3 separate regions of the Mus musculus genome follow, and all the other regions are linked to region 2. The links are chromatin loops, found by intact Hi-C in ENCODE. Cell type or tissue: left cerebral cortex. All regions are shown on one strand.

The links. Peaks named below come from ENCODE experiments on the same cell type or tissue, not always from the same donor. Only the 100,000 strongest peaks of a DNase experiment are listed, where the experiment ranks them.
Region 1: it touches region 2 in a loop (9-fold over the local background); 15 of 42 quality-filtered maps call a loop at or near these places.
Region 3: it touches region 2 in a loop (8-fold over the local background); 13 of 42 quality-filtered maps call a loop at or near these places.

The regions. Positions count from the first base shown.
Region 1 is chr1:174,297,733-174,305,732 of GRCm38, forward strand. No RefSeq gene overlaps it. Among named protein-coding and RNA genes, the nearest start is that of Mptx1, 29 kb to the right of the region's middle. In left cerebral cortex, no CTCF peak of the experiment used is centred here; no DNase peak of the experiment used is centred here.
Region 2 is chr1:173,290,451-173,298,450 of GRCm38, forward strand. No RefSeq gene overlaps it. Among named protein-coding and RNA genes, the nearest start is that of Mptx2, 17 kb to the left of the region's middle. In left cerebral cortex, no CTCF peak of the experiment used is centred here; a DNase peak (open chromatin) is centred at 3,606.
Region 3 is chr1:174,314,464-174,322,463 of GRCm38, forward strand. No RefSeq gene overlaps it. Among named protein-coding and RNA genes, the nearest start is that of Mptx1, 12 kb to the right of the region's middle. In left cerebral cortex, no CTCF peak of the experiment used is centred here; no DNase peak of the experiment used is centred here.

The DNA.
Region 1 (8,000 bases), 1.0 Mb after region 2:
TTGTAGAACATCAGGTCTCCCCAGAATATCCATACCCACTGTAGCAGAAGCTAACTGAGGACTGTCCCTTTATTATGTTCCACTTCCATCCTCAATTAAACTTTTATTTGTGTGTGTAGAACCTTCTTTGGTGCAAAGAACCCACTGCAGGTGCGTATTCTGTACTCTTCTGGTTGCTCCCCACATTGGGATGCTATCCAGATCTCTATGCAAGGCTTAAGAATGCCACAGCTCTTGTTCTCATTTAAGGAAGGTCTTCCTCATTGCTGCTGCTGTATTTCAGTTCCCAAATACTGTCACCCCGAGCTATTTTGATTAAATCAGGGAAGGATTGCTGATGCAAGTTTGTCACCAAATGTTACTTAGTCCTCTCAGTCACTATCCACAATCCTGATACCTAGCAATTCCACTTCCTAAACGTTTCTTTCTCCGTTCTCTTTTCTTCTTTCTTATCGCTCCATCATCTCTTACTTGGATTACGGGGACAGCTCAATAACTAGTCACTTCGTGTCAGGGGTTAAGCTTCTTCTTCCAACTGTTACCAGAGTGATATTTACAAAATGTCACTGTGTTGTGTCATTTCCACAGTTGAAAGCTTCCAGTGTCTTTCCTCACAGTCAAGTAGGATAAAGTTCACACTTATTGACATGACTAATATGTCTTAATAAACTGGACTCTGCACACTGTGAGGCATTGGCCTTCTATATTCATGCTGACCCTTCCCCCTGCTCATCATCCTGTACACGTCAGACAGTCTGCTAACTTCTCCTTAAGACACTACACAGGCTACTTTGTTTTCCAAACATTGCCATATCCTTCTGGGATTCCATTCAAGTTAGCCCTTTGTCATGGAACAGTGACCCACTGCACATGCCCTTCTGATCCATTCCCTCCTTCCATATACTTCTCAGTTGGAGTACTACATGCCACAAGAACTTTTCTTGGCTCCCCTAGACTGTACTAAATATTTCTATGTGGTTCTGTAATTACCTCTTAACTGGCACTTCTTTCTATAAAGTCTTTGCAATGGAGATATTTCATTTTGTGTATTTCATCTTAAATCCTTGGTTAATTCTGATAATATAGGGAGTATCCATCACTCAGTTTCATTTTTATTGGATGTTGGTGTGGTACAATTGTATATACTTATAGGACACAAAATGAGGATATGATAGATACGTATAATATGAATTAAATGAGCTCATTGAAGTGTCCACCCTCTCAAATATTTTCAACTGTTTCTTCTAACTGAAGAATTATTATTATTATTGACCAACATTTTACCAAGACTCTGTTTCCCAGGCTCTGATAACCACTCCTCTGTTTCTATCCATTTTTTTTTAATTCCACATGTAAGTGAAAACTTACAGAACTTGTATTTGTGTTGATCAAGTTCCTTCTTGCTGGCTCTAGCCTCATAGGGTGTAGTGTTTCCTCTACTTATTTACTTAAATCATACAAAACGGTGGTAGTTTTATAGGGGACTCAAGTTCATATCCCAGTACACATCAGGAAGCTTACACGTGCCTGTAACTACAGTTCTAGGAGATACGATGCCCTCTGACGTCTGTAGGTTCGTGAACTGATGTATTGGACATAAAGTCATGAGGGTACATACAATATACTAAATACATAAATAAATGTCTTTGTAAGAAAATGTTTAGTTGAACATGGTGGTAAAGATATGAGAATGTATTTGAGAAGAGTTTGTTGTAAGTAAATATGCTCAAAATACCTTGTATAAAATTCTTAAAGGATAAAATATTATATTAAAAAGAAAAGTATGTATATTAAGTGTATTTAAGAAAGGCTAGAAAATAGTAGGTTTTCTTATGGCTCTTCAAACATTCATAATGCTATATCATCCTCATTTCCTCTCTCTTCCTTTTACCCTTCCACCCTCCTCCCCAGGCAAATCTCCTGTCCCTGTTTTTCTTTTCCCCATTTATAGCACCTGTGTTCTACTATCCCCATCTCTAGAATTTTTTCATTCCTAACTCCAGCCTGTCTATATACTAGTATCAAACACAATAAGAAAGAAATCATGGAAAGAATCCCATTCCCAAATGACTCAAAAAAATTAAATAAAACATTTAGGAATAAATATATCCAAGTAGAGATTCATACAGTGAAAGCTTTAAATCTCCAATGAAAGAAACCGAGGAAGATGTTAGAATATGGAAAATCCCCCAATTCTCAAGCAGTGGTATATTTAATATTGTGAAAATGACGTTCTATCAATAGTAATTTATAGATTGATTGAGATCCCATGACATTCTTCAGTGAAATAGAAACTAAAAGACAAAAAACTTACAATTTACATGGAAGCATAAAATACCCAGACCACTAAAGTATCCTGAACAGAACCCTACAGGAGAGGAGGTGGAAAGAGTGTTAGAGCCAGGGGAAATGGAGGAAACCAAGGAAAGGAAGCCCTCTAAATCGGCATATGCAAATTTCATATGAACTCAGAGACTAGGGCAGTATTCACAGAGATTGGGGCAGCATTCACCAGGACTGCACAAGTCTGCATCAGGTCCTCTGTGTATATATTATAGTTTCCAGGTTACTGGTTTTAGGATAGGTAGCAGAGGTGGAAAACTGAATGCTTATTGGTCTCATTGAATAGACTGTATGTGACTAGAAAAAGCAGCAGTTAGCATGAATCATGAAATAGACTAACATTTCTACAAGGAGATGCAAAAAGAAAAAAACCCAAAAGCAAAAAGAGAGAGAAAGAAAGATGTACATTTGAGAACTGTGGGCCAATTTCAAAAGGTGTAACATATGTATAATTGGAAGACCAGTAGGAGAAGAAAAATCAAAATGGAAATTTGAAGAAATAAAATGGAATTTCCCAAGGTTCCTTGTAAACTACATAATTCACTAACCTCAGAGAACACCAAGCACGGCAACTACCAAAGTGTTTACAACTAGGCAAGTATGGAATTCCACCTGCAAGACCTCAAAGACAAGGAGAAATCTTGAGTGAAAGCAAGAGAAAACACCTTGCCCATATAGGAAGATGATATTAAAATAGACCTCATTAGGAACCATATAAGGAAGAGAGTCAGAAAAAAATACTTAAGTTCTGAAAGAAGAAAGTTACCTACCTATAACAAGGAAACAAACAAACCACAAAAACAAACAAAACAAGAACAACAACCCTCCCAAACAAAACAACAACAACACCCCAACACTTTAAAGATGAGAGGTAAACACTTCTTAAAACAAATGTGCACGGGACTGCGAGATGGCTCAGTAAGAGTGCTTGCTCTGCAAGCAGGAGAAGTATGAGGACCTGGGGTTGGTTCTAACAGTCAGGTAAAAGCTGGGCATGGTAGCATCATGCCTGTGACCACAGAGACAGGGAGATCTGAGCTTTCAGGCCAGCCTGTATGTGAAAACCCCTTTCAGCTCCAGGTTCAGTGAGAGACTTTGTCTCAAGGAGATAAGGTGGAGAAAGAGAATAAGACAAAAGATATCCTGCTCCGACCTCTGTGCAGACTCAGAAGTACAGAAGGGCTTATAACTTCCATGCATGTGCATAAATGATACATATCACACCCACCCACACACACACACACACACACACACACACACACACACACACACACTGAACAAGAGATTGTCCTTGAAAGTGATTTTAAAAACATTTCTTCAGGTATAATGGAAATTATGAGTTATCAACTGAGATTCAAATAAAGTATTTTCCTTATTTTTGACCAATCTAAAAGATCAACTTAACATAATAATAGTACACATATTAGGAGGCTATAGCACATTACTGCAAAAGTGTCAGCAATATCTCGAGATGGAAAAGAGAAATTATCAATATTTAAGTTGGCAGGCACAACACTGGCTTTGAAATGGTACAGTGTCATTTGAAGGTGGACTTAGGCTAGTAAACATATCCGTTACAAATTCTGTTGTCAGCCACTAAACCATTTATAACAGAAGTGTAGTTTGTATGTTATCAGAGAAGGCAAAACACGATCATATAACTGTTCAATTAAAAGTCAGACAAGGCAGAAAAAAATGAGATTACTTTATGATGTGGCTATCCCTAGGGAGTTTCTGGTGATCACTAGGATTCAAGGCTTGACATTTTTGTTTGCTATTCAGATCAGGAGGAATCTAGCCAGCCGAATTTGGAGAAGTGTTGAAACACAGAAGCATACACTGGGCCAGATTCACTAGGCAAAGTTACCTTGTTCAAAAATTATATAGATAGTAACTTGTGGCCCTGACTTTCTCAGAAGTCTGTGCACAGAACATTTTACATAGTCTGATGTCTTGCACTTGTTTTGAAAATAGTATGGAAAGCTTGGGGACACAATTATATTGTCTCATTTAAACTTGTCACACATGCCTTCTAAACCAAGAAGAACCTCCCAAAGAGCCAGTATATCTGGAACCACCCCTAGCTAACCTCAAATCATCAATGAAGTCCTCCATGCTTTAGTCAGCTTTATTTAATTTCCTTAAATATAAAAGTATTGCTAGAGTATTCTATAAAGAAAATTGATTCATTTTCTAAATTGATCACAACAAGTTACCACAGTTTGATGGCTTGAAATGTTTTCTCTCACGGCTCCATGGGTGAGAAGCTGAAATCTGTGTGCATGGATGGTCCTACTTCCACAGAAAGTCCTGGATGTGCTGTCTATGTGAATACATTGATCTCTATCCTCAGTTTCACATGCTTTTTTTTTTCCTGAGTGTATTTACTCTCTTCTCTGTCTTGTAAGAGGTCCTACATCGATAGCTTTAGTCCCCACCTAAATGTAGTACAAATCTCTTTGTTAAAACCTTCTCAAAATTATATCTGCTAGAGTATTCAATAAAGAAAATTGACTCATTTTGAGGTTCTGGATAGCTGACACAAGCTTTGAGCAAAGCACCATCCGAGCCTCAAAAGTAATTATTCTAAGTGACTCCAGTGCCTAGAAGTTTTGTCTGGTGAAAAAAAATATCTTTCCCTAAGATATGATATTTTCAAAGGTCAGCTGAATAGATGCCAATTTTCATTGCTTTTGCTTAGAACAACTCCAATTAAGTTTGCTAACATTTGCTTAGAAGTTTTTCTTAGGTCAGGAGTTACATAAGAAACACAATTCATACCTCTAATCCTAGCACTCAAGAGGCAAGCACTCAGAAGACAGAGGTTGATAGGTCTCTGAGTTCAAAGTCATCCTGGGTCTATAGAGTGAATTCCAGGACTGCCAGACATACAAAGAGAAACCCTATCTTGAAAAAGACAAGACAGGGGGTGGATATGGAGGAAGGGAGAGGGGGGAGAGAAGGGGAGAGGGGTGAGGGAAAGAGGAGGAAAGGGGGAGAGATGGAGAGGGAGAGAGAGAGAGAGAGAAAGAGAGAGAGAGAGAGAGAGAGAGAGAGAGAGAGAGAGAGAGAGAGAGAGAGAGAGAGAGAGAGAGAGAGAGAGACTGTTTTGGAAAAAAGAACCAAACTTTAAAACGTGCAATATCACTTTAAAAAAGCTCTTTTATAATGCTATTAAAGTTAGATCCCTATTTGCAAAACTTGTAATCTTTTACTACCAGTATGTAACACCTGCCTCTTCTTATCAATATAAACAAACAAAAGAAAATTCCCAGTAATATAAAACCAGCTCTCTCAAACAATGGGAGCTACTTTATCTTAACTATGAAGCTGAATGGGACATGGTTGTTTAATCACCAAGTCCTGTAAGTTTACTCTTACAGTGGGGGGAAATACCAGCATTGTGCCTTCTGGCTTGCATCAGCTTCTTTTGGGGTATTCTCCAATGCTTACTCACATTGTTATCCCCACCCCCACTTCTGCTGGTGAGAAGGAAACAGAGAATTGGGTAGGTTATAGGAGAGAAATGGTCCTCAAAGTGTAGTTCATTGATAGAGAGATTGGTGGGAACAGGTATTTCTACTTAAGCCTTAATTAGGATAAAAACCTGGGAATGAAAAAGGAGTGGACAATCATCATACCAACAGTAACAAGGACACTTTTTAGGGATAAGAAAGGAGACTTTATGAACAGTGATGGAAGTGGGGGCATTAAATGCAGGTTGCAAGGCATAAGTCCGGTTAAAAGGACCCACTAATGATTGAGAGCTAACAGTCCACCTACAGAAAGCAAAATGAAACCAAGCAAAAATGGTGTCCTGTAGAAAAAAAGAAAATGAAGGGCCCACTCCTAAGAGGCTGGCCAACATCGAGAGGCAGTGTTCTGAATGTTTGTGGGTTGAGAATTTAAAATGAATTGCTTCCCAGAGCCACTTAGAATTCTTTTAGAACTGGTACCTGAACGGAAGTCACCCAGCTGTTGGCATGGTCTACATTCATTGGCCCTCTGTCTCTGCATTCCATAGCTTACTATCTTTCTTTCCCAAGAAAATTAACGCAAACACAAGACAGCAGTGTGTGTGAGGGGGTGGGGTGGGGATTGAGGAGTGTGGGGCATTGGTGGATGAACTACAAAATATCTCCTGCTATTGGTCACTGATGTCCCCAGTATTCTAGGGAAAGGTTATCCCAACCTTTGCCAAACACTGGTTGTCCGGTGTCCTAGGATTCTTTCACAGCTTTATTCCAGACGTGAGGACCAGTCTTTGCTTTGATACACATGTAATTCCTTAAAACCAACTGAAATCTGCTTTTCTTTTACTGACAGGGTGATCTAAAGCTCTCTTCTAATTTTTACAATTTCACCACAACTTTTTGCTTTTGTGCCTGCATTTTGTTTTAATTTTGTGATTCCCATTCCTCTCCTCTGCCCCTGCTTCAGGGATGTTTGTCATTCCTTGATCTTGCATCAGTGCCAAAGAGGAATCCAGGCCATTTCCCTTGATTGCTACAGAAGAATGTCAGCAGGATAGCTTCCGTTCTTGCAAAGTTTTATTTATTTTTATTAGAGTGCATTAACTGTACAAACTAAAGGATACGATTAAATTAACACTTCCATGCACAACATTGTTTTAAAAGCAGAATGTGTAGGAAAGATGGAGGAATCTTATATGGAAACCTCATCCTGCCAAATTTGACCAAATGAGCATTGGTCAACTCTTTACCAAATTATGAGATCACTGATTTTATTGCAAGCGGCCATTCTACCACTCACCTCCATAAGCTGGCATTTCCTTACTTATCTCGGTACCATCTCTGTCTCTTTTCTGTTTCCAGAGGGGCATTATAATCTAAGTCATTTTTTTTCAATTTGTAATATCTTGGCATACTTACCCCTCTCCAAAGAATGACCCAGGTTGCATTCAACCACACAAAATGGCTTAAAAGGCCATTTTATTATGGGAAAGGCAATTTGTTTGAGTTGAAGGGACAAATAGTAAAAAGAGTTACTCTAAATGGTGTTGTCTTCATTCCAGAACATTTTATTTGCTGTATGTCACATCAAAGAATTCTGAGACAAGGGTCTGAAATGAGATTCCAAACCCAGAGTGCTTTTTTGTTTTGTTTTGTTTTGGTTTTTTCTCAAGTAAAATGGGCAGAAGAGAATTTGACTTTGGTTCTTGTAAAGGCAGCTGACAAGGAGTGGATTTGGGTTTTGAATACCAGAAAATGAATGTTTAGCTGGAACGAGAAATGATGGTTTCTTACAAGAGGTCTGAGCAAATGAGAAAGAAGCTTAAGTTTCATTAGCTGCTCAGCAAATCTGCTCTGAGTCTAACCAGACCCCTAATGCCATAAGCTCTTCCCAGTTCATCTGAGGCTCAGACAGGTACACAGACTTAATTATAGTAGAAAGAAGCATCCTTCGCAGCTGGCCTAATCCAGAACACTCAGATGCCCTGTTATGTCCACAGAGGGCTATTCTTTATTCCAGCTTGATGATCATTAGTTTTTAAAGCATAATAACAATTGAAAAATTTTAGAATTTGCAGTGCACAGGGATCTTCCCAACTTGGCCTCGCTTCTTCCTTTTCTTCTTTTTTGACTTTTTCTTTGTAATACTGGTGTTAGGACACAGAGTCTCAGCTAACTTGACAG
Region 2 (8,000 bases):
TCAGAAGTGATCTGTTTCCTCCGTTAAGGTAGATTTCTCAAATAACAGCATTTTCATCAAAGCATTTTCATCAAATGTGATTTCAAACTAAACCACAAACCTGAACAGAAACAGTTGGCAGCATAGAAAAATAGTTGAAATGTTCTAAAAATCATATTACGATAGAAAAAGGCCTTGAAGCATCTTTAATGTTGAGAATAGCCTTAAAAATCTTATCATGAATAATGTTGGTAGCTGGATATGAATATGTAGAAGAGTAAAATTGGACATAATTATTTACCATGCACAAAAATCAACTCAACACCAATTAAATATTTCAATGTAAAGAACACCTACAATTTAAAATTCAACATAAGAGAATGCTCTTTCATATCAACTCTGTCAATGCCATTTTGGTGATGGCAACATGGACAATAAGAGTCCAAACTAAGCAAATAGGACAATTCCAGTTTTTATATGGGTAGGACAAGCTTTCTGTTGTATCAGAGGTTTCTCAAAGAACAACCACATGGTCCACCTGACTCTTTTGGGCTGTATACCGAAAGGAAGTAGAATCAATATCTCAAAGAGGTATCTCAAGTTCTACATCATCATTTGCAATAGTCAACATGAAAACTGTCTGTTGGTAGAGAAGCAAAGACCCTTCGATGTATACTGTTTGACGCAAAATAAATCTATCTCTATTCACAATAATTTTCATGTGTGTGTCTGTGTGTGTGTGTGTGTGTGTGTGTGTGTGTGTACCTGAGTGTCACAACATATATGTGGAAGTCAAAGGACAATTTGCCAGAGAATTGTTCTCTCCCTTCACAAAGTTGGTGCAGGGAGCTGAAGTCAGACTGTCAGGTTTGGAGGTAAGTGACTATGTTTGCTGAGTCATCTCACCATCCTGTAGGACTCTTGTTAAATAAAATGTTTACATATAAACATACTACATGATCTCACATATGGACACTTTTTAAAAATAAAATATAGAAACAGAGAGTGGTTATCAAAGGGAGACCGGAAAGGGAAAAGCTCTGAACAAGGTGTGCAAAATTGCACCACATAAGCTACTAAGACTGCAGACCTGATGTATAGAAGAGGAGCACTATCAATACAATGACTACATGGACTAAGGGGGGACTTTTATAAATTCTATATTGTATGTTGAAAGTTTGCAGAGAGAACAGGTTGATTTCTGGTTTCCACATGTACTCATATAGACCTGTACGCCCACAGAAGAACATACATGTAGCATATTTCACACACACACACACGCATGCATGCATGCACACACACACAAACATGGGAAAAGTAGGAAAAATTTATCTCAAACAAATTCTTTCTATGGTTAGCTCAGTTTAGGGAAATCAAGCATGATTCAATAAACCTGCAGTCCTAGCATATTGTCCTCCTGGAATCAGAAAGATCAAGAATGTGGCTGCCATTGGCTACACAGCAACATTTTGTTTAAAAAAAAATCTGAAAATCCTTCATTTAGAAGATAACACTTTGGTCTTGTAAATTATAGGGAAATGTGTATTGTGTTCATATTTGGCCCAAAGAAGGTTTTATTTTTCCTTAAAACCAAAGGAAAACAGATGAATGTGTAGTGACTGACCCCTGACTTTGCCTAAAGAATAGGTTTATTAGAGTTGAGCCTCACCATTGGATTAAATATTGATGTTACCTTCTTTTCTTGCTAGAAGATGAACTAGAATTGGGGCAGCCATGACACATTGAAGGAGGAGATCCATCACCTGATGTTTTACTTCTTATTCCTGCCCCTCTAAAAAAAGAGCAATAGAGTGTGGAAGGAATCTACTCACTGTCTAACATAATCAGCTCCAAATTTATTTATAATTAGCCACATTCCACCATCCAGGTAGTATTTTATAATAAGACGATGAATGGCACAGATACCAGGTGTGAGAAAAATAGAGGACACATGGGATTCTGCACACTTTGTTCATTAAACTCAATAAACCAACCATTGTTATGTTCCTGGAATTGAGCTGATACACTCAAACAAGTATGATAAGATATTGTCAATTTCTCTATCATATGTAAATAGGAGAACACACAAGTGTAAATCCTATGTAAACTCCAGCATATAACATCTAGGACATTAACATATGGTCAATATAAAGTTGACAGAATAATTTCTTCACCTTATCTCTCTTCTATGGGTATTATTTATGTGTTCTGATTCTAGAGCAATCTTATACAGCAGCCTTACTCATGACTACAGCCTCTTGTATAACATTGGAACAGAGCAATAACTTCCTTTTATATCCATGTAACATTGAAGGACTTGGTCTGCATGCTTGGCATAGCCATTGTCAAGCCTATCTAACATATTCTTGCTTTTGTCCCTGTGCACCAGCAGGAGTCAACACTAAGTCCCAGAGATCTAGTTGTTCGAGAGGACTGGGTCCAAAAAGAACTTCAGTTCAGAAGAAGGCCAGGATCACCTTGGGGTAGGAATGGGGCATTTTATAGGCAATATGATGGAGACAAGCTTTTGCTGGGGCAATTTGGATTAATCTCAGAGAACCATCACTCTCCTCAAAGGAGACTTCATCACCTATACTGGAAATTTCATCAGACACTAGTGAACTTTTTTGCAACTTTTTTTGTGGTGTCACTTTAAAATATCTAAGAAAGTTATGGGAATAGTACCAAAAAAAATCTCCTCGTATGCTGTAATTTTTTGCTGTGGTGAATATATCTCATATGAAGTTTAGTTTTCAGTTGAAGTTTCCATCAGTGGTGTGAAGTCTATTCACAATGTTGTGTAAGCATCATGCCCATTTCCATGACAATTTCTTCATCAAACGGAAACAGTGTACCTACTAAATGCTAGCTCTCTCTTTCTTATTTTTACCCATTCACTGACAATCATTTGACTACTTTATCTTTTTTCCGTGTCTATTTTTCTATTCTCAGATTTCATATAAATGCACCCTAAATTATGTGCTTTTTGGGTGACTGGTTTCACTTAGCATATGATTTTAAGTGGTTTTGACCTTAGATATACATTTTAATATATATCAGCTTTCTTTTCTTTTTAAGGATTGCCTCTATTCCACTAAATCTATATACCACATTTCTGATTTTTCTTTTCTTTAAAACATATTTATGTATTTAAATCCCAAATGCTGCCTCCCTTCTCAGAGTTCCTTTCCCATCTCCCCTCCCCTCTGAGAGGGTACCTCCCCCAGGTAACTCCTATATTTACCACATGTCTATCCAGTCTTTTGCCCATTAATGGATATTTGGATTCGCTTTTTTATTTTTTTATTTATGCTTATGTATATGTGCATGTGTGTGTATGTGAGAGAGAGAGAGACAGAGACAGAGACAGAGACAGAGACAGAGACAGAGACAAAGAGAGACAGAGTTAGTTTTAGTTGCAGGAGGCTTTTTGTGTATTGTAGGTGTTTAATTCAATGTCAAATATTAATGCTTATGGATATATGCATACATATATGTGGACACACATGTGCATCCCAATGTCATAGGATTTTTTATCTCATATGATGTTTGAGAGTTTTTAATCTTGGTAAAGCCCAATGTATCTCTTTTCTCTTTCATTGCCTGCACATTTGGTGCACATCCTGAAAATCACTGCCAAATATAGAGTGCTGAAATTTTTTCCTGTGTCCAATTTTAAGAGTCGTGCAGTTTTAGCTTACATTTGGGCCTTTGATGCATTCGGAGTTCATTTTAATAGGACTGTCTAAGTCTGCTTTCCATTGATATAATTGGTAATTGCAGACTGAGTAATCTGTAAGAATAGAAGTTTATTCAACTTGTAGTTCTGAAGGCAAGAAGCCCAAAATCACAGAGTTGGCCTCTGGGAGTCAGGGCATGGAGAGATCACATGTGGCAGGCAGAATGCTGGTTGAAAATCAATTAGTCATTTATATATTTTATTCTTTTTTTCATTGTATACATTTGTCTTTTTACATTATATGATTTTCACATAAAATCCATGAATGTTACAACTTGACCACACTTGTTTTAGATGCTTCTCTTTCTGTTCTCTTCTCTCTAATCATCTGTCCTATGCTCTACATATTTCTGTCCATGTTTAAGCTACTAGAGAAAAGCGAAGATGAGGTAGATCTATACTCCTGAATATTTCAGTATGCACTTCTTAAAAAGCAGGCCTAGTCTCTTATACTATGCATTTCAATTGGAGTCATTCCTAAGGGGACAGAAATAGGTTACACAAATGAAAACTCAGTTATTGCAATGACTGTAGCCCTCTAAAGTTCAATACTACCCAATAAAATCTCACTTTAGTACTTAACTTCTCATATACAGAGAAATTAATTTCATCTAAATATCATTTGATTAATTTAACTTATCTCCTTGGAGAAACAATAGTGGATAAAGAGTTGAGAAATACATATAATCATGCCATAATAACCAAAATGAGGAAATTAGTGTTGTTGAAATGGCCTAATACAATGCAAATTTGTTTTTACACTTCACCAATTATTCTATTGTTATTGAATGAAATGCAAAATAAAGCCCCCATCTCTTGTTTTGCATGCCATTGCCATGGCTCTTGTGCGTTTTTCTTCATCTGGAACGTTTCTTCAGTCTTTACGTTTATCTCACCACACTGATATTCGACAAGGATCTATTGACCAGTTTTTTCCCCACAGAATGCCCCTTAGCTCAAATTCATCAGATATGTCTCACGACCAGAATCAAGATCTGAGCCTCTGGCAGAAATTCTGACTTGAGAAGTGTACATTTTCTATTTCCATTCTAAGTGGGAAGCACTTTTCTAGGCACTGAAACTTAGCTGAAAACATTCATGATGGCAGATACGTTTAATTAACTGTGAGCATTGGATAAGTTATATTAGATTACCATGCTTGAGAATGTTATGCTGTTGGGAAAATAAAAACCAGTTCACTCTCAATAATCTCATCTTTAAAATCAAGGATAAGCATAGTGTGTGTATCCAAGAGTTACCATGAAAACTAATGCATAATGCACGAAAATTCTCAGCCCAGAGCCTAGTGTTTATAAACATGTTATATTTCTTTTGTCTTTAATAAAATGATACTTTTAAGATAGCATTTATTAAATGTGATGGAGCACCTGTCAAGTTAACAGAGACTCTGTGTCCTAACATCGGCATTACGAAGAAAAAATCAAAAAAGAAAAAAAGAAAGAAGAGAGGCCAAGTTGGGAAGATCCCTGTGCTAACAGACACACTGCAACTGCTACAATTTTTCAATTGTTATTATGCTTTAAAAACTAATGATCATCAAGCTGGAATAAAGAATAGCCCTCTGTGGACATAACAGGGCATCTGAGTGCTCTGGGTTAGGCCTGCTGCAAAGGATGCTTCTTTCTACTATAATTAAGTCTGTGTACCTGTCTGAGCCTCAGATGAACTGGGAAGAGCTTATGGCATTAGGGGTCTGGTTAGACTCAGAGCAGATTTGCTGAGCAGCTAATGAAACGTAAGCTTCTTTCTCATTTGCTCAGACCTCTTGTAAGAAACCATCATTTCTTGTTCCAGCTAAACATTCATTTTCTGGTATTCAAAACCCAAATCCATTCCTTGTCAGCTGCCTTTACAAGAACCAAAGTCAAATTCTCTTCTGCCCATTTTACTTGAGGAAAAAAAAAAACACTCTGGGTTTGGAATCTCATTTCAGACCCTTGTCTCAGAATTCTTTGATGTGACATACAGCAAATAAAATGTTCTGGAATGAAGACAACACCATTTAGAGTAACTCTTTTTACTATTTGTCCCTTCACGCTCAAACAAATTGCCTTTCCCATAATAAAATGGCCTTTTAAGCCATTTTGTGTGGTTGAATGCAACCTGGGTCATTCTTTGGAGAAGGGTAAGTATGCCATGATATTTCAAATTGCTATGCATGAAAAAAATGACTTAGATTATAATGCCCCTCTGGATACAGAGAAGAGACAGAGATGGCACCAAGATAAGTACAGAAATACCAGCCTGTGGAGGTGTGTGGTCCAATGGGCGCTTGCAATAAAATCCCAATGCTCATTTGGTCAAAATTTTCATGATGAGGCTTCCATATAAGATTCCTCTATCCTTCCTACACATTCTGCTTTTTAAAACAAGGATGTGCATGGAAATGCTAATTTAATGGTACCCTTTAGTTTATACAGTTAATGCACTTTAATAAAAATAAATAAGAAAACTTTGCAAGAACGGAAGCTATCCTGCTGACATTCTCCTGTAGCAATCAAGGGAAGTGGGCTGGGTTCCTCTTCTGCACTGATGCAACATCAAGGAACAACAAATAACCAGGAAGCAGGGGCAGAGGAGAGGAAGGGGAATCACAAAATTAAGACAAAACGCGGGCATAAAAGCAAAAAGTTGTGGTGAATTTGTAAAAATTAGAAGAGAGCTTTAGATCATCCTGTCAGTCAAAGAATAGTAGATTTCAGTTTTTAGGAATTACATGTGTATCAAAGCAAAGACTGGTCCTGACATCTGGAATAAAGCTGTGAAAGAATCCTAGGACACTGGACAACCAGGTTCGTACTTGGCAAAGGTTGGGATAACCTTTCCTAGAGTACTGGAGGACACATCAGTGACCAATAGCAGATGTTTTGTAGTCCATCCACCAACACCCCACACCACTCAACCCCCCACACCCCACACCCTTAATACACACACACAGAGAGAGAGAGAGAGAGAGAGAGAGAGAGAGAGAGAGAGAGAGAGAGAGAGAGAGAGAGAGAGCTTGTGTTTGAGTTAATCTTCTTGGGAAAGAAAGGTAGTAACACACGGAATGCAGAGACAGAGGGCCAATGAATTTAGACCATGCCAACAGCTGGGTGTCTTCCGTTCAGGTACCAGTTCTAAAAGAATTCTAAGTGGCTATGGGAAGCAATTCATTTTAAATTCTCAACCCACAAACATTCAGAACACTGCCTCTCGATGTTGACCAGCCTCTTAGGAATGGGCCCTTCATTTTCTTTTTTCTACAGGACACCATTTTTGCTTGGTTTCATTTTGCTTTCTGTAGGTGGACTGTTAGCTCTCAGTCATTAGTGGGTCCTTTTAACAGGACTTATGCCTTACTACTTGCATTTAATGCCCCCATTTCCATCACTGTTCATAAAGTCTCCTTTCTTATCCCTAAAAAGTGGCCTTATTACTCTTGGTATGATGTTTGTCCTCTCCTTTTTCATTCCCAGGTTTTTATCCTAATTAAGCTTAAGTAGAAATACCTGTTTCCACCAATCTCTCTATCAATGCACTACACTTTGAGGACCATTTCTCTCCTATAACCTACCCAATTCTCTGTTTCCTTCTCGCCAGCAGAAGTGGGGGTGGGGATGACAATGTGAGTAAGCATTGGAGAATACCCAAAATGAAGTTGATAAAAGCCAGAAGGCACAATGCTGGTATTTTCCCCCACTGTAAGAGCAAACTTACAGGAATTGCTGATTAAACAACCATGTCCCATTCAGCTTCATAGTTAAGATAAAGTGGCTCCCATTGTTTGAGAGAGCTGGTTTCATATTATTGGGAATTTTCTTTTGTTTGTTTATATTGATAAGAAGAGGCAGTGTTACATACTGGTAGTAAAAGATTACAAGCTTTGCAAATGGGGATCTTAACTTTGATAGCATTAGAAAAGAGCTTTTTTATTAAATTCTTCTAATATTGCACGTTTTTAATATTTTGTTTTTGTTCTTGTTTTTTTGTTTGTTTGTTTGTTTGGTTGGTTGGTTTTTCGAGACAGGGTTTCTCCTGGTTGTCCTGGAACTCACTTTGTAGACCAGGTTGGCCTCGAACTCATAAATCTGCCTGTTTCTGCCTCCCAAGTGCTGGGATTAAAGGCGTGTGCCACCACCACCCGGCAAGTTTTTTTTTTTCCAAAACAGAACTTCTCTCTCCCCCTCCCCTCCCTCTCCCCCTCCCCCTCCCCCTCTCACTCCCCTCTCCCATCCTCTCACTTTCTCCCCTCTCCTCTGGTCCACCCCTCCTCTCTTGC
Region 3 (8,000 bases), 1.0 Mb after region 2:
AAGAAAGTTCACTAGTGTCTGATGAAATTTCCAGTATAGGTGATGAAGTCTCCTTTGAGGAGAGTGATGGGTCTCTGAGATTAATCCAAATTGCCCCAGCAAAAGCTTGTCTCCATCATATTGCCTATAAAATGCCCCATTCCTAACGCAAGGTGATCCTGGCCTTCTTCTCAACTGAAGTTCTTTTGATGACCCAGTCCTCTTGAACTACTAGTTCTTTGGGACTAAGTGTTGACTCCTGCTGGTGCACAGGGACTGAAGCAAAAAAATATGTTAGATAGGCTTGACAATGGCTATGCCAAGCATGCAGACCAAGTCCTTCAATGTTATGCGAATATAAAAGGAGTTTATTGCTCTGTTCCAGTACTGTACAAGAGGCTGTAGCCATGATGAAGGCTGTTGTATAAAATTTCTCTAGAACCAGAACACATAAATAATACCCATAGAAGAGAGATAAGGTGAAGAAATTATCCTGTCAACTTTATATTGACCATATGTTAATGTCCTATTATGTTATATGCTGGAGTTTACATAGGATTTACACTTGTGTGTTCTCCTATTTACACATGATAGAGAAATTGAGGGTATTTTAAGGTAACATCTTATCATATTTGTTTGAGTGTATCAGCTCAATTGCAGGAACATAACAATGGTTGGTTTATTGAGTTTAATGAACAAAGCGTGCAGAATCCCATCTGTCCTCTGTTTCTCTCACACCTGGTATCTGTGCCATTCATCTTCTTATTATAAAATACTACCTGGATGGTGGAATGTGGCTAATTATAAATAAATTTGGAGCTGATTATGTTAGACAGTGAGTAGATTCCTTCCAGATGCTATTGCTCTTTTTTTAGAGGGGCAGGAATAAGAAGTAAAATGTCAGTTGATGGATCTCCTTCTTCAATGTGTCATGGCTGCCCCAATTCTTGTTCATCTCCTAGCAAGAAAAGAAGGTAACATCAATATTTAATCCAATGGTGAGGCTCAACTCTAATAAACCTATTCTTTAGTCAAAGTCAGGGGTCAGTCACTACACATTCATCAGTTTTCCTTTGGTTTTAAGGAAAAATAAAACCTTCTTTGGGCCAAATATGAACACAATACACTTTTCCCTATAATTTACAAAACCAAAGTGTTGTCTTCTAAATGAAGGATTTTCAGATTTTTTTTTGAAACAAAATGTTACTGTGTAGCCAATGGCAGCCACATTCTTGATCTTTCTGATTCCAGGAGGACAACGTGCTAGGACTGCAGGTTTGTTGAATCATGCTTGATTTCCCTAAACTGAGCTAACCATAGAAAGAATTTGTTTGAGACAAATTTTTCCTACTTTTACCCTGTGATTGTGTGTGTGTGTGTGTGTGTGTGTGTGTGTGTGTGTGTGTGTGTGTGTGTGTGTGTGTGATAATATGCAATATATATGCTCTTCTGTGGGCCTACAGGTCTATATGGGTACATGTGAAAACCAGAAATCAACCTGTTCTCTCTGCAAACTTTCAACATACAATATAGAATTTATAAAATTCCCCCCTTAGTCCATGTAGTCATTGTATTGATAGTGCTCCTCTTCTATACATCAGGCCTGCAGTCTTAGTAGCTTATGTGGTGCAATTTTGCACACCTTGTTCAGAGCTTTTCCCTTTCCGGTCTCCCTTTGATAACCACTCTCTGTTTCTATATTTTATTTTTTAAAAAGTATCCATATGTGAGATCATGTAGTATGTTTATATGTAAATATTTTATTTAACAAGAGTCCTACAGGATGGTGGGATGGCTCAGCAAACATAGTCACTTACCTCCAAACCTGACAGTCTGACTTCAGCCCCTTGCACCAACTCTGTGGAAGGAGAAAACAATTCTCTGGCAAATTGTCCTTTGACTTCCACATATATGTTGTGACACTCAAGTAAACACACGCATGCACACACACACACACAATAATAATGCTTTAAAATAAATGTATCCATATTATTGTGAATAGAGATAGATTTATTTTGGGTCAAGCAGTATACATCGCAGGGTCTTCACTTCTTTGTCAACAGACAGTTTTCATGTTGACTATTGTGAATGATGATGTAGAACTTGAGATACCTCTTTGAGATGTTGATTTTACTTCCTTTGGGTATACAGCCCAAAAGAGTCAGGTGGACCATGTGATTGTTCTTTGAAACACCTCCAATACAATGGAAAGCTTGTCCTACCCATATAAAAACAGGAGTTGTACCATTTGCTTAGTTTGGGCTCTTATTGTCCATGTTGCCATTGCCAAAATGGCATTGACAGAGTTGATACAAAAGAGATTTCTCTTATTTTGATTTTTTAATTGTAGGTATTTAATATTATTGGTCTATACATTGAAATCTTTATTTGGTGTTGAGTTTATTTTTGTGTATGGTAAATGATTATGTCCAATTTCATTCTTCTACATATTCATACCCAGCTACAGACATGATAAGATTTTAAGATGCTTCACGGCCTTTTCCTATCATAAATATAATAAATATAAATAAATATAATTTTTAGACATTTCAACTATTTTTCTATGCTGCCAATTGTTTCTGTTCAGGTTTGTGATTTAGTTTGAAATCACATTTGATGAAAATGCTGTTATTTGAGAAATCTACATTAAGGGAGGAAATAGATCACTTCTGAGCTGGAGGTAGAATGTTTTTGTTTTTTTTTTTTTATTTGAACATTTTTATTTTAACTTCTAATATTTTTTAGCATTTGAATGATGTAACATTGCAGTAAATGTCATGCAATATTTATAACAAGTCTGTAACTAGTTATTCCATTTCTATTTTACAAACAACTGAGGCTCACAGGAGTGTGTGAGACCCTGAAGGTCACACAGTTAGAAAGAGCCTAGTGGAGGCTGTTTGCTTTGAAGAGTCTTTCCCTCCAGCACATAGGCCTCACACCACTGCAATCTCTTAATAAAAAGCAATGGTATTCTCACCCAACAGCTAAAACAGCTTCTTTTCTCTGGTCTTAATGATCTCTAATGTTCAAAGGCATTTCCTCCATTTTCTACTTCCTCTTTCCATGCAGACTCTAATTCTTCCTTCATAAGCACCAATATAGTTTACGTCTCCTCCTTCTCTTTTCATACCTGACTACTCAGAATCGTTCTATGTTACCCCTGCTAATGAACAGAGAGTGAGAGGATTCTCAGCAGCTACAGTCATCCTAAGCAGAGAGGTTCATTTACCATCTATCTACACTAAGCAGCTCACAGAAACTAAATTTAAAAAATGAAATTCTAGTAAAATGAACAGCCCCGAGCTTCAGTGTCTGTGCTCTGCCCTGTCTGTTCACGTCCATGTAGATGGAGACAGGATAGCAATGTCAGACCAAGGAGTGGGCAGCAGGTTCACCGTCACCATATCTCTGATGCTGAATTTCCGGATCTTGGGACAATGTGGGAATGTGAAAGACTGATCGCTCAATAGAAGCCTGACATTGTCCATGGTTTAGCCATGTGCTTCAAGTGGAACCAAAGGTAACACTCGCTGATTCTTGACCTTGTTAAGACTTGAACTTAGAAAAGCTCTTTAATTGCACACTGTCTGAACAGGGCTATCCATGACAGGCACTTGTGGGTACTAGCATTGCTAAATGAGTGGTGATATTGAACATCATATTCTTTTTGTTCTTAGTCATATATAGTTTTCACACTATGTACACGTGAAATTAATCACTAATTAAACTATGGATCAAAGAAACACTCATATTGAACTTAAATAAGTTAATGAGGAAATTAGAAAAGTGACATGAAGATTACCTTTAAAAGTAACTATAACAATTACAAAACGTTTAAATTTACAAATGATAAAGTTAACAAATTATAAATTAAATCATAAGTATTTGCTGTTGTGATCATAAAAAGAGAAAGGGCTATAAGAATATGTTCTGGCTGGATGTGGGGGAATGGGGCACCTCAGCAGGCCGATGCCAAGGCATCTCTTCCCCCTGAGGGACCAGACACACACAGGTATAGTATAGAATAGACTTTATTTAGGGCATGGGAAGGGGAGTTAAGAGAGTAGTAGAAGCAGAAAGAGACAGAAAGGAGGGAGTAGAAAGAGGAGTCCAGTCATGACCACATAGAGAGAGGGGGTAAGGGGATGGAGAGAGAGGGGGCGGAAGGGGGCAAGAGGCAAGAGAAAGGCAAGAGTGTAAAAGGGTAAGAGAGAAAGGAGGGGCCATGCAGCCCCTTTTATACTAAGCCAAGCCTACCTGGCTGTTGTCAGGTGACTGGGGAGGGGTGGGGGTGGGAGGAGCATACCTGGCTGCTGCTAGGAACTGTGGGAGTGGAGTGAATACCAACATTCCCCTGTTTTCATTTAATAAAAAAAAATTAGAAAAAGGTGATGAAGTAGGAATAAGGTCATTGTGATATCTGGTGATGGTGTCTCTGGGGAACCTAGAAGGATGGGGGATGTTTGTACAGTCTTAGAGTTTGCTGTCCTTGCTGTCCAGGGTCTGTGGAGCCATCTGAGGATAAGTCAGAAGCAACAGGTCCAGTAGGAGCGTGTGTCTGTGAGAGAAGATTGGAGCCTCTGGAAGTTGCTTCTCTGGAGCTGTCCTAGATGTAGCAAGCACCTGGACTTGAGATGTTGGAACACATTATTAAAGGTAGAGAATAAGATTAAGTATGTTTGGGAGAAAGAAAAAAATTTTAAGATGTACATTTGAAACTCAGAGGAATCCCACCGTTTGGAATTGGTAACAAGTGGGAACTTTGGACAGATGTACTTATCTGGATGGAATCTATTCGGTCCATAAGAAGTAGATCTGAATAGGCTTCCTACAGCTTATAAATTTATAAAAAAGATAACATGAGTTAGCAACACGAGTAGTCTTTAAGATGAGCCTGTTGTGGAGCAGAAGATTAAAATGTTGAATCATATAGTGGAATGTTTCATCAGAGTTAGGCAAATTTATAATAATTCAGATAATATTAGGACAGTGGCATAGCAAGAAGAGGATGAAGATTTAATTAATGGAAACGGGGTTTAGGTAAGGAGAAAACAGATTACACCTGTAAAGCTTATTTTCTAGCTACTGTCTTAGCTGTCAATGTAGTCAGAAGTCGGGGAAATAAACAAAAATCTAGCAGTTATATACCAGTTATATATTATTTAAAAAATGACAGAGTCCACTAACCAACAGTTCTCTGTGCTCTCCATGGTCTCCATGGCAACTTGGACTGTCAGTCTAGCTTTGAAGCATAGAAGATGCAGGGCTTTTTCTCTGTGGAACGGATACATGTGAACATGAGAAATGGTTTACCTTGGCTTAGTTAAGTCATTTGACTCAGAGTACCCAGTTTTGCTCACTGCGTATTTCACTGATTATCATATCACCATCCAGGCGGCATCCTGTAGCTGTGTCCACATCTTCTGAGACTTTATGGGAGAAACCTTAGAGGCTTTCGGGAATTCTGTCAGTCATAAACTTAACCGTTAACAAACTTCTGACAAGATTGAGCACTATATAGATTGGTTATAGGAGAATAGAATTTAATGACCGTAGTAAAAATCATATTGAGACAGGATAGAAATGAAATCCTTAGCTAACTTTAGCAAAGATGCATATGGCTAGAACCAGAATAAGAGAGCTGGCATCAGTGGTATAAAATAGTGGTGACAGAAAAAGAGTTTGTCCAGGCAGGTTTAAGCCTGTGACTTAAACTATAAACTGAGCACACGGATAGGTAAGCACTTGGGCCTTTTTGACTGCATAGCCCACAAGGCAGCACCAAGTTTGGGCAGTGGCCAGTGTGCCTGTGGCACCCTGGGGCCAGTCACAGCCACAGTCAGAGCCAAGGCAGTTCATCCACAGGGGTCTGTGACTCTGTTGGGGCGGGGCTTTCTATTTGCAGCTGGAAGTCGCAGAGAGTCCGTGGTGGGCGGGGAAAGTAAGGGCCCAAAGTATCTTAGCAGCATCCTTGTGTCCCACCGCACCCAAGCATCCAGCAGAGAAGCAGAGAGAAAGAGGTGGGAAAGCAGCTTTTTGGAGCCAGACCCACCTCTACCACAGTGAGAGTAGAGCCAAGGAGCAGAGAGGCAGGGCAGTAAGCAGCGTCCATGGCAGGAGTGGAGCCAAACTTGCTTTACAGGCAAGCCAGCTGGAGCAGCAGGTGGCAGATGAGAGAGGGGAAAGAAGAAACTCTAAGCTATAGCAGACTGACCCAAGGGCGAGACACTTGGGGGGCTTCCAGACCTGGCCTGGAATTCTTGGCCGCTAGAAAGAAGAGAGGGAAATCTCACCCAAGGGAAAGCACAAGGGTAGCTCTGCGCTCATGAATTCTTCTCTGAGACCATGCTGATGGTCACTCTGACCAGTGGGAATCAGGGCTTACTAGATCTGGGCTAGCGAGCATGATTGTGACTGACATGGGATGCAAACCTGAAGAGTTTCTGGATCCGAGTCATGATGCACCAATGTTGTGATCATAAAAAGAGAAAGAGCTATAAGAATGTGTTCTGGTGGGGTGTGGGGGAAGGGATGACTCAGTGGGCCCATGCCAAGGCATCCTTTCTCCCTGAGGGACCAGACACACACAGATATGGTATAGAATAGACTTTATTTAGGGCATGGGGAGGAGAGTTAAGAGAGTAGTAGAAGCAGAGAGAGGCAGAGAAAAGGAGAGAGTAGATAAGTGGAGGCTGGCCATGACCACATAGAGAGAGGGGGCAAGGGAGTGGAGAGAGATGGGGCAAAAGGGGGCAAGAGGCAAAAGAGAGGAAAGAGTGTAAGAGGGTAAGAGAGAGAGGAGAGGGCAAGCAGCCCCTTTTATACTGGGCCAAGCATACCTGGCTGTTGCCAGGTAACTGTGGGGAGGAGCTTACCTGGCTGCTGCCAGGAATTGTGGGAGTGGAGTTTAGACAGAATACCAACATTTGCCTAGACACATTTGTCTTAATTGATTTGCTATTAAACGAAAGTTTCTCTTTGGTTTTATGTTCTTGATGGAAAATATTCACCCTATAAATATGGTATGTTTAAGCAAAGACTTGTTTAATTAATTAATTAATTAACATCCATATGTTATCCCCGCGCGCGTACACACACACACACACACACACACACACACACACACACACACACACACATGCACGCGCGCGCGCGTCCACCCTACAACTATTCCACCCATACCTCCTCCCCACCCCCTTTCTCCACGTGGATGCCCTCACCCCCCACCCCACCTGACCTATAAACTCCCTGGGACCCCCAGTCTCTTGAGGGTTAGGTGCATCATCTCTGAATGAACACAGACCCAGTAATGCTCTACTGTATGTGTGTTGGGGGCCTCATGTTAGCTGGTATATGCTGCCTGCTTGGTGGTCCAGTGTTTGAAAGATCTCAGAGGTCCAGATTAATTAAGACTGCTGGTCTTTCTACGGGGTTGCCCTTCTCCTCGGCTTCTTTCAGCCTTCCCTAATTCAGCAACAAGAGGTCAGCTGCTTCGGTCCATTGGTTCGGTACAAATATCTACATCTGATTCTTTCAGCTACTTGTTGGGTCTTTCGGAATGCCATCATGCTAAGTCCTTTTTTGTGAGTGCTCCATAGTCTCAATAATAGTGTCAGGCCTTGTGTCCTCCCCTTGAGCTGGATTCAACTTTGGGCCTGTTGCTGTACCTTCTTTCCCTCAGCCTCCTCTCTATTTCCATCCATATAATTTTTTCAGACAGGAACAATTACCAGTCAGAGTTCTGACTGTGGGCTGCCCCCACACACACACACACATACATTTGATGTCCTGTCTTCCTGCTGGAAATGGGTTCTATAAGTTCCCTCTCCCTACTGTCGGCCATTTCATTTAAGGTCCCTCCCTTTGAGTCCTAAGAGTCTCTCACCCAAGTTGCATCCATTTACCTGCAAAACTCAGGATGTCCTCGTTCTTAATAACTGAGTACTATTCCATTGTGTAAATGAACCACATTTTCATATCTACTCTTCCGTTGTGGGACACCTAGGTTGTTTCCAGCT